2 separate regions of the Homo sapiens genome follow, and region 2 is linked to region 1. Evidence: chromatin contacts called from ENCODE Hi-C data. All regions are on one chromosome and are shown on one strand. Each heading gives the region's core, a stretch centred on a gene start or an enhancer-like site at or near the end of the contact. The rest is flanking DNA. Distances are from core to core; before and after follow the strand shown.

The links. A loop is a pair of places that touch in the nucleus more often than their neighbours do. Pooled maps may share reads with other maps.
Region 2: a loop to region 1 is called in a map of mammary epithelial cell, with 4 times the contacts of the local background. The contact joins two enhancer-like sites. A Hi-C loop is called at or near these places in 1 of 168 maps with a recorded cell type or tissue (mammary epithelial cell), 1 of 37 single-sample maps with no recorded cell type and 1 of 50 pooled maps.

Annotation. Positions count from the first base shown.
Region 1 is chr2:2,740,653-2,746,305 of GRCh38, forward strand. The region is part of intron 2 of LOC105373390 (a long non-coding RNA gene); the gene reads right to left. Among named protein-coding and RNA genes, the nearest start is that of LINC01250, 380 kb to the right of the region's middle. Within about 2 kb of position 2,664, at least 3 of the 41 ENCODE cell types and tissues checked have a DNase peak (open chromatin) inside an H3K27ac peak, as active enhancers do.
Region 2 is chr2:3,300,703-3,306,355 of GRCh38, forward strand. The region is part of intron 3 of EIPR1 (EARP complex and GARP complex interacting protein 1); the gene reads right to left. Among named protein-coding and RNA genes, the nearest start is that of EIPR1, 74 kb to the right of the region's middle. Within about 2 kb of position 2,755, at least 9 of the 41 ENCODE cell types and tissues checked have a DNase peak (open chromatin) inside an H3K27ac peak, as active enhancers do.

The DNA.
Region 1 (5,653 bases), core at 1,414-3,913:
GTGGCTGATGGAGGAGCACCTGCTGGACTGAAGGAGGAGGCTGATGGAGGAGCACCTGCTGGACTGAGGGAGGAGACTGATGGAGGAGCACCTGCTGGAGTGAGGAGGAGGCTGATGGAGGAGAACCTGCTGGACTGAGGGCAGAGGCTGATGGAGGAGCACCTGCTGGACTGAGGGAGGAGGCTGAGGAAGGAGCACCTGTAGGAGTGAGGAGGAGGCTGATGAAGGAGCACCTGCTGGACTGAGGGAGGAAGCTGATAGATGATCACCTGCTGGTGTGAGGAGGAGGCTGCTGGAGAATCCCCTGCTGGCGTGAGGATCAGGCTGATGGCAGAGCACTACAATAAATGGGAATATCAATGCCACAGCTCTTAGGCCTGAGCCTGCCTAGTTTCTTTATTTTTCCTTCTTTTTTTTTTTTTTTTTTTTTTTTTTTTTGAGACAGAGTCTTGCTCTGTCGCCCAGGCTGGAATGCAATGGCGGGATCTCGGCTCACTGCAAGCTCCGCCTCCTGGGTTCATGCCATCCTCCTGCCTCAGCCTCCCAAGTAGCTGGGACTGCAGGCACCCGCCACCATGCCCAGCTAATTTTTTGTATTTTTAGTAGAGACAGGGTTTCACCATGTAAGCCAGGATGGTCTCGATCTCCTGACTTCGTGATCTGCCCGCCTCGGCCTCCCAAAGTGCTGGGATTATAGGCGTGAGCCACTGCACCCAGCCGAGCCTGCCGAGTTTCTTTAAAGACCAGGAGGCGTCTAGCATGGGTAATGTGGAATAAGCACAAGTGACTATGGAATCCAGTGGTCAGAGTCCTGATGGAGGTAAGATCACGTAGGACTCTGTCCCACAGGCTTCGATTTAGGTTTAATCTGAGTACACAGCAAATCTTATGAGTATCTTGCTTTTAATCAGTGGAATGCTCATGTATCATTTGTGTTTTACAGTGACTTTGGTTCCTGTGCTGAGCATTGACTCTAAGGTTCAAGGTGAGTGCAGGGAGAGTGGGTTGAGACCATTTTTATACCCAGACAGAAGAAGCTGTTGAGCAGTAGTCATTGCTGTTTGTATTTTGTTGGCACACTCAACAGGATTTGAAGATGGATTAGTAATGCATTCAGAGAATTAAAAAAAAGAGATAAAAGTCATTCTTATGTATTTGGGCTGAGTAACTGGAAGGATGTGACAATCATTAGCTGACTTAGGAAGAAAGCAAGAGAAGCAGGCTTTGAAGTTCACATGGGACCTCTTGCAGTTGTTGAACACCTAAGCAGAATTGCTGTACACACACAGTTTTATAGATGAGTGTGGAGTTTGTGGAGAGAATGGGGCTGCACATATGCAATGGGACTCATCAACATCCAGAGGGTGTTTAGAGCTATGACTCTGAATGGAATCAGTAAAGCATAAATGTGACCATAATAAAAACATTTCAAAGACTAAGCCCTGATGTGCCAGCTTTAAGTTATCTGCAATGGAGACTGAGAAGAAGGAGACAGAGCAGTAGGAGAAACATGAGGCAGGTGATGTCCTGAAGGCCACATAGAGAAATGGCTTCAAGGAGGAAAGAACAAGGCCTGATCACTTGATATTGATGAGAAGAGTTTTGTTGGAGGATGCAGAGAAGACTGATGGCCGCTGTGAGAGCATAGCAGGGGAGAAGTGGAGGAAGTGCAGGTAGGTACCCTTTCAGGGAGTTTGTCTATCAAGGGAACTAGATACACAAGGTGATACCTTGAGGACAAAGAAAAGTCAAGAGGATTTACTAAGGAATGAAGAAATAAATCATGTGTATCTGCTCTTGGAAATAAAACAATAGAGAGAAGAAAGGGACAATGCAGGATTTAGAGTGAAGAATGTCTGGAAAATAAGGTCTTTACAGAGGTGAGGCCACTGAGACCTAAGGAAAAATGGAGGGATTATACTTAGCTAGACAGGTGCAAAGGTCACCCTCCATCAAAGGAAGAAAGGGAGGATGGATGGACGGGGGGATGGAAGGAGTGACGAATGGCGGGGTGGGCAGATGGGTGGATGTGAAGGTATGTGGGTGGCTGGCTGGTGTTGTACATGGAATGGATTAGTGAATATTCACTTATTGTCACCAGCTCTCTGGTGAAATCTGTGGCCGCAGTGAATGGTTGTAGCCTCTCACTCAGAGCTGCCTTAATGCTCATGGATTTAAGACCCAGAGAGGTTGATAAAATTTAGCTAATGAGCACGATAGCAGGTAACAGAAACAAAGAGGTCAGGCTTTGTTTCCTAGAGACATACTGGTGATGTCATTTGTGAATGAGAGCCTCCCACACAGCTGCTGTTCTCTGACTGCTCAGAAAATTGTCTCTCTAGAATGCCAACTTAATCATATCACTTCCCTGCAAAAAAAAAAAAAAAAAAAAAAAAAAAAAGAAAGGAAGAAAAGAAAAGAAAAATGCCTCACTGGCTTGCCCTTGGGATAAAATAAAAAATTCTTAATGTGACCTACGGTTCTCACCATCCCTACTTCTTTCCTGTGTGGATGAAATGGCTATTGCAGCCTAACGCACCACTCCAAAATTTAGTGGTTTAAAATTACAGCTATTTCTTACTTCTCACTGAGTCTATGAGTCAGCTTGGCAGCCCTTCTCATGGGGGCTGGATCTGCTGATCTCAGCTGGGCTCATGCTTGAGTCTGTCTCATTGACGGGGGAGCTGGAGCTGGCTGGCCTAGGATGGCGTTGGCTTGTGTCACTGGCCTCTGCCTGGGCGGAATTGAGAGAGACAGACAGAGAGGGAGTGGGAAGAAGCACACAGGCCTTTTGAGGCTGAGGCTGAGGCTCAGAAGGGTTTGTGCTCACCATGTCCTTTTAGTCAAAGCAAGGCAGGCCCGGTTTTGGCGGCAGGGTGGCTGGAGGGGTTTAGACTCCAACTCCTGAAGGCAGAAGCTGCAGGCTCAGAGTGAGAAGGTCACGAGTCCCCAGAGGATGCAGAGATGGGCGTGTTTGCAATCCACCTGCCTTACCCTGCACAGCACATGCTCCTTCATTCCTCCAGCCCTGCCCTCTGCCCACTCTCTCCGCTCCCTCCCCACCTTGAGACCCTTGCACGTGTCGTTGTGTGTGTCTGCAAGATTTCTTTTTCTACGCCCCACCGGAATCCCCATCTCTTCCTGTCTGATTAACTCTCCTTCAACCTGCAGGCCACCCAGTGACAATCACCTCCTCAAGGAAGCCTCCTTGGCTGCCCTGGAGCCGGGTGAGTCCTTGCTGCTCCTTAGAGGCCAACATACCGCTTTCCTTCACAGAACTCGCCAGAATTCCATTCCAATACTGACTTGCTTGATTACGTGTCTAGTGCCTGTCTCCCCTACCAGAATGCAAGCTCAGTGAGGGAGGGCTCGTGGGCATTGTTTGCATATGTGTTCTGCCTTATACTAACAGCTGAGGAAGTGTGTGTGCTATAACAACCTGATTTAATAAAGAAAGGACACTGCTTAGCACAGGTAGACAATAAACCTTGCTCTTTTTCTCAGTCTGTGGCCCACTACTTTAATCTTTGCTCTCCTAAATCAGTTCTCCTTGGAGAAAGTGACGTGTTTCACGAGGATCTACTTTTTAGAAGAGGTTATGCAAAGCGACTCTATTAGGCTGTGCATAATTCCAGACACCCCACTGGACTAAAGCCATTCAGATGCAGATCACGCGCCAGGATCATATCTGGAATCTACATACCTGGGCTTAAATTCAGCCTGTGCCAGTCACTGTTTGTGTGAATGTTGGAGAAGGACCAATCTCATTACACCTCAGTTTCCCCTCTAAAGGAGAATAAAAATGGCTGCCTCTCAGGATTTGGTTATTATTCTCTTTTCCATGTGTTTACAAAGCCTGCCACATGACAGACACTCCATCAATGTTAGTCCCCCTCTCCCCTGTTCATGTTTTCTTTCTTTTGTCTTGGCTGTCTGGAAGAAAACCCAGCACACAGTAAGTTCTCCATTTAAGAGTAGAAAATTAAACTGACAACACTTTGCTGTTAGCCAAAGCAGAAGAACCAAAGGGCACGTTTGGAGAGAATGAAGGTCAGTTCAGCTTCTGCGGCAGACGAGACGTTAGGTGGAGTGGTGCTGGGGCAGTGGGAAACACAGGACTGCGACGTGGGCCCAAGTGAAAAGGTTTGAGAGGAATCTACCCAGTGCCAACAGCCCTGTAAGGGTCTGGAGCCAAAAAGAACAGTGCTAGAATTTTCTCACTGTGGTTTTCTCTTAGCAAAAAAGGGGAGAAAAACTGTTATGGGAAGCGCATATGTGGACTCTCTGTCCAACTCAGGCCAGTATCTCTGAGGACATCCTGAAGCCTCTGAGGCAGCCTTTGCAGCTTCCGAAGTGAGCTCACAATTCTCCAAGTGGTGGACGAACCCCCAGTTTACAGAGTTGGGGCTGCAGGCAAACTACATCTGCATGGAGACTTCCTTGACGGCTTTTGGTTCAGGATTGGGGTGCAGATGCCCATCGATGTAGACCAAGGGACAGAGTGCAGAGGGCCGACGGGGCGCAGCCTTGGGCCTCTGGCTCATCCCAGCTGGAGTGGAGATCAGGGTCATGGATGCCAGTTCCCTGGAAGCTCAAATATCCTGGATTCCCAGTGCTGCAGGCTGTGGCACCCAAAGAAAGAACACACTTCTTATGCCTTTATTCTGTGAGTTGTTCTGAAGAATTCTGCTGGGTTCCATCTTTGGTTTTCAGCTCTCTATCGTTTGACTCCCATGTCTGGGGCCCGAAGCTACACCACAGCCTGGCAATGGACACTCAGGGGCTGCAGAACTGTGTTTGTTTTACAACAGACTCATCTATCCATCAGTGAAAATTCTCATGTTCCTCTCAGCCTCGGAAGCCACGTGTGTGATCCTAATCCCACAGACTAAGCACGGGGCCAGGTGGCTTCTCCCAGAAGAGTGCTCTCACTGGACCACACCATGTCTGTCTCCCAGCTGTGGGAACTCTAGGGTGCTTGAGGAATTTCAGTAGGGAGTTGGATCTACCCCATATTGGAGCCCTCATCGACACACACCATTGGTAATGGCCATAGCCCTCAGCTTCACAGCTTGTATGGGTAGATCCTCTTATCAGCATTATCTTATTTAAATACTTGCAGATCCAACATCACTTATAGCCCCCAAATCTTAAACCTCAAGAAAAGCAAAAATAGTTTCTGCTAAGGAACACGCTGCGGCCCCTTGGTGATAGAAGTCCTGTAGCACGCTGTGTTAGGCCGTTCTCCCACTGCTATAAAGAACTACCCGAGAGACTGGGTAATTATAAAGAAAAGAGGTTTAGTCAGCTTACGGTTCTGCAGGCTTTACAGGAAACGTGGCTGGGAGGCCTCAGGGAACTCTTAATCATGGTGGAAGGCAAAGGGGAACCAGGCACGTCTTACGTGACCAGAGCAAGAGGAAGAGAGAGAGAGCGGGGAGGTGCCACACACTTTCAAACAACCAGATCTCCCAGCACTCATGATCACGAGAACAGCAAGGGGGAAATCCGCCCCATGATCCAATCACCTCCCACCAGGCTTCACCTCCAACACTGCAGATTACAATTCGACATGAGATTTGGGTGGGGACACAGATCCAAAACACGCACATGCCAACCTCTCAGCTTGATGGACTGTGATGGGCTTATTTTC
Region 2 (5,653 bases), core at 1,505-4,004, 560 kb after region 1:
TATTTCTGGATGATGCTGGGAAGTCCCGATGTCCCAATCATACAAATACCTAATGGTCCAAAAGCGTTTGTAAACCAGCTGTCGCCCAGGCATGTTTTCTACAAGAGAGTATATATGTCATGGGTTATAAACAGCGAGTGAGCGAGTGAACCTGTGAACTCCGGACAGTGCCAATTCCAACAGCACAGGCTTCTGTGTGTTCTTCATTAGGAGAAATCTTGTTTTTCAGGGTACAGTTCTCAAAATAGTCAAAAATCTCAGAGGCCAGCCTGATGAATGAAAAAGATGATTCATAGGGCTAAATTATCAGGAGCCAAAAAGTATCCTACAAAAACACAGCAGAGAGATTTTCTCAGATGGCACTGAAGCTGACTTTTAGAGCATTTCTGAAAGAAAAGTTCCAAAAATGTTTTGGGAAATGACAGTTTCTTTGGACAAGCAGAGGTCAGCATCACGGGCACGCAAGTTCCTCTGTGTCTGCATGAGATTCCGCAATGAGCCTTGCTTTTCAGATGCAGCTTCCGGGATGAGTGACTCAGTTCCAAGTGAGATGCAGTAGACGGCAACAAACACACATCTTCTTTCTGACCCCTTCACAACAACAAGCATGGAGGCAGGTCCCGGGGACTCCAAGGAGAACTGGCCTTCACTCCCTGTGCCTGCCAGGGGACAGCCATCTGAACACTGAGGAGTCTCCCAGGCCAGGTCACTAAGTTAGAGAATGCTCCAAGGAGAACTGGCCTTCACTCCCTGTGCCTGCCAGGGGACAGCCATCTGAACACTGAGGAGTCTCCCAGGCCAGGTCACTAAGTCAGACAATGCTCTTTCTTCTTCCAAGTGGGCCAGGCTCATTATTGAGTAATTAGTTCTTACTCAGGTACCCACAATGGTGGCCAAACATACCTGAACTGTGTTAAAAACAAAACCAAACGAGAAAAGTGTTTCTGGTCTTATAATATTTGTTTGACACCTCAAACCTCTTATTTTCATTTCAGAGACTGATTAAATACAGTCTCAAGGTGATAAAATAACACAGTAGGATAAAAATAAAGTGACAAGTGGCAAGGGATGGTTAGTCATCTTTGATACCTGTGGATACTCAAACCCACCATTTAAAATGTCTTAGGTGTTAGATGTGGTAGGTGTTTCTATCAGGAACACGTGGGAATAAAAACAAATTTAGAACTCACATCTGGGCTTCTCACTTCTAAAACAAGGGTCAGGAGGCCAGAAGGCGGAGCAGCGCATCAGTTAGGATTTGACAGGACCACCATGAGGGCTCTGAAGGCGGAGAGACTGCCAGATGCGATAAAGCAGAAGCTCACAGGACTCTTTTACAGGGCTCCTGAGGCCACGCCAGCAGTGGGAAAATCTCCAGAGTGGAACTGAATTCAAGAAACCTGTGTATAGAATACTCCCTCAGCGACTTGGGGTTCCAGATCCAGCCACCTGAAAACTTTCCGGCATACAGCAAAAAGAAAACCCCTGATTTCCTAAACTCAATCAGCTTTGAGTTTAACGAGGGTGCCTCTGGGCCAATGTCTAATGAATCACAGGATCAGAGTCACCGCCTGATATTCTGTGGTTCTGGTGAAGCCTGGGCAGCACAGCAAGACCCTGTCTCTACAAAAAATTTAAATGTTAACAATTAATTAAAATTTAAATTTAAATAAAACGTGTGGTGAGTGGCAAACTGCGGTTTCAAGCAATTAGAAGACAATCCCTCTTCTGAAATCCAGGTCCTTGGCTTTCTCATGCTGTCTCATCCTCCCAGCACCACACTCTCCTTTCTTTGCCTCCCAGTTCTTTTCTGTTGGCTGCTTCTCCTTCTGCTGCTGGGCTTTAGCAAGCTGATCCTGAGTGCAGTTGGTGGATGGCGACAGGCCGGATGAAGACAGCGATGGCAGTGACGTGACGTCGCGGAACCAGAGGTTGTGCCCCATTGCAGTGGCCATTGCCAGAAGCCCAGGCCCGCTGCGGATCCACAGCCCTCCCTGCATCCTGGAACCCCCGCCACCTTGTCACTGTCACTCTGGGTGAACTGCTTGCTTTGTGTCTGTCTTCCCATCAGACGACAGGCTCCCAAAGGCCAGGCCAGCCGTGTCTGCATGGCTGAGCTCGGGGCGCTCCAGCAGGGCGTCTGGCATGCAGCAGAGAGGGATCAATACTGAGAACAGAACAGAGGAAAAGGGCAGAAGCTCCAGGGCCAAGGTCAGCAGGAGGGAGGGCCTGGGCAGCCACAGCAGGGACACGAAATCTGACTCCGTTTTTTTCATCTGTAAAACTGAAATTGTGACTCAAGAGTTGTGGAGATTAAATATGAAGACCGCTGAAAAGTGACAGTGGCGCTGGCTCACAGCTGCACTCAGTTGTGGTGACAGCCAGTGCCCTTGTGTCCACCTATGTAACCATCCCCAGCCTGGGGACTTACACAGCCCAACGTCACGTGTATTTGCTGCACTTTTAGTTGCAATTCACAAAAGCTGGCTCCGGCTGATTAAGCAGAAAAGGAGATCAACGTGAGGGGCTGGGTGGAAGGGGAGGGGTGCCAGGCAGCTCACTCTCACCAGCCATGCCGAGGGCCAGGCTAAGGGGAGCCTCTGGGGGCCAAGCTCGGAGCCTCACCAGGGCCATGGCCCAGCAGGGGAGTCTCTGCGGCCCCCATCCAGCACAAAGGAAGCCACCCCACAGCTCTGCTGCTGCCTTAGGCTGCTGCGTGCCAGGGACCGACCACCACCTGGAAGTCACCGGCACTGCTGCCACCTCGACCGCCACTCACAGCAGCAGTGGCAGCCCCCACTGTCCCCTCACGCTGCCACGTCTGAATCAGTCTCACCCAAATGCTCAGGCCAGCAGAGTCGGGTCACAGCGAAACTGGAAAATAGATTTCTTATTTTCATATTGGGAAATGCGACTAATAACCTAGGAAATTTCCCCAAGCACAGGAAGACTACTCCAAAGATAAGGAGCAGCCACAAACCCGCCAGACGCCGGCAACCTGACTTCTGAGTGTTTCCCGGCACCGTGAACACAATAGACGACACGTGATACGGTGCGGCCTCTGCGCCCGGGAAGCTTCGCCCTCTGCTGGCAGACGGCGGGATCCATCGGGTGCTGGGAGGACCGGGAATCACAGCAGGCTGACCAGCCATAACAGACAGAGTATAACCCCAAAGAGTCAATCGCTGTCAAAGGAAGACTGTTAAAAATCTTATACAGTCATATAATTTGGGTTGAATAATGAAGATTCTCATAAAACCCTATCACTCAAATCTCCGATTTACAGTACTTGTTGCATGGTTTGAAAAGATTTCCTGTTACAAAATCCCCACTGTGTGATTTGCTGACTCTGATGTAGGAAGACAGACACGGTCACCAAGTTCACACAGAAAGGATCCATCTGAAGGGCTGGAAACGCCCAGGCACGCGGACAGGCAGCGGTGAAGCCACAGAGATGATCTTCCCAAGACCCCACGGAGCGCCACGCAAGGCTGCAGAGATCCAGGGAACAGCGTGCTGTGCGCGGGGAGGTGGTCTGGCGAGATCGGAGTTGAGATGGCCAGGGCTGAGGAACAAAGTGTCCAGGGTTCCCAGCGTTTCTCAGAATCACCCAGGCAACCTCATCAGAAGACATGGTTCTGCTCCACATCCAGCAACCAAGACTATGTGATCCTGACACCTGCAGTTCAGCCCTCCACTCCCGTCCTGTTCAACCCTCCACTCCCGTCCAATTCAGCCCTTCAGTCCCGTCCAATTCAGCCCTCCACTCCCGTCCAGTTCAGCCCTCCAGTCCCATCAGTTCAGCCCTCCACTCCCGTCCAGTTCAACCCTCCAATCCCATCCAGTTCAACCTTCCACTCCCGTCCTGTTCAGCCCTCCAATCCCGTCCAGTTCAACCTTCCACTCCCGTCCAATTCAGCCCTCCACTCCCGTCCAGTTCAGCCCTCCAGTCCCGTCCAGTTCAGCCCTCCACTCCCGTCCTGTTCAACCCTCCACTCCCGTCCAATTCAGCCCTTCAGTCCCGTCCAATTCAGCCCTCCACTCCTGTCCAGTTCAGCCCTCCAGTCCCGTCCAGTTCAGCCATCCAGTCCCGTCCAATTCAGCCCTCCACTCCCGTCCAGTTCAGCCCTCCAGTCCCGTCCAGTTCAGCCCTCCACTGCCATCCAGTTCAGCCCTCCATTCCCGTCCAGTTCAACCCTCCAATCCCGTCCAGTTCAACCCTCCAGTCCCGTCCAGTTCAGCCCTCCAATCCCGTCCAGTTCAACTCTCCACTCCCGTCCAGTTCAACCCTCCACTCCCGTCCAGTTCAACCCTCCACTCCTGTCCAGTTCAACCCTCCACTCCCGTCCAGTTCAACCCTCCACTCCCGTCCAGTTCAACCCTCCACTCCCAACCAGTTCAGCCCTCCACTCCCGTCCAGTTCAGCCCTCCAGTCCCATCAGTTCAGCCCTCCACTCCCGTCCAGTTCAACCCTCCAATCCCATCCAGTTCAACCTTCCACTCCCGTCCTGTTCAGCCCTCCAATCCCGTCCAGTTCAACCTTCCACTCCCGTACAGTTCAGCCCTCCACTCCCGTCCAGTTCAGCCCTCCAGTCCCGTCCAGTTCAACCCTCCACTCCCGTCCAGTTCAGCCCTCCACTTCCATCCCGTTCAGCCCTCCAGTCCCATCAGTTCAGCCCTCCACTCCCGTCCAGTTCAACCCTCCAATCCCATCTAGTTCAACCTTCCACTCCCGTCCTGTTCAGCCCTCCAATCCCGTCCAGTTCAACCCTCCACTCCCGTCAGTTCAGCCCTCCACTCCTGTCCAGTTCAACCCTCCACTCCCATCCAGTTCAACCCTCCACTGCCGTCCAGTTCAGCCCTCCACTCCTGTCCTGTGCCCCCATTGAGTAACGGACTGGGGCCACCTTCACAGACCTGACAACCCTGGGGAGGAGCAGGTGCAGGAGACGGGGAAAGACAGACAAAGGGGGACCTGCCCGCCCTCCAGAAAGGCCCTCACCATTGACGACACCGCCACAATCTCTCCCACAGCCAGGCTGAAAGTGATCTGACAGTTTCAACTCACCCCTTTCATTTATGTCTATATCCAGACAGTCTTCTAAGTGTCTGTCATATCCATTTCTGATAAATTCTCACCTCCTCCCAGGCGGTTCATAGGCTCTGTTCTCCTTTCTTTCCTATTTATTCTGTATTTTCCTACAAGATGACTCCTTGTTACATATTACCATCATCACGCCAATTCTATGACCTGAAAATTTCAAATCGCTGCTTCCCCCCTTTCTACTGAGTTCCGAGGCAGTCACTTGGGTCTGAGCCCACTACAATGTAAAGCCACGCCTTTTACAAACAATACTGTGCTGAACTTATTGACAGACACAAAAACGAAACTGGGGTGAGCTGCATGGGCACCCAGCGCAGACGCATTCAGCCTGAGGGACAGAGGCCCGAAGTCATCATTTCGTCATGCTAGCGGTGGCCTGGGTCCCGCCCCGCCCCTTCCCTTGGCTCCTCTGAACAGCGCTGTACACACCTTTCCCACATTCTGGGTTTCTATGGATATTTGGTTGGATTTGTTCTCTTTTCCCCCCTTCTGTTTCCCAGGTTAGTGTTTTATGCAGAATTCATTATCTAAGATTCTTTAACTTATTCC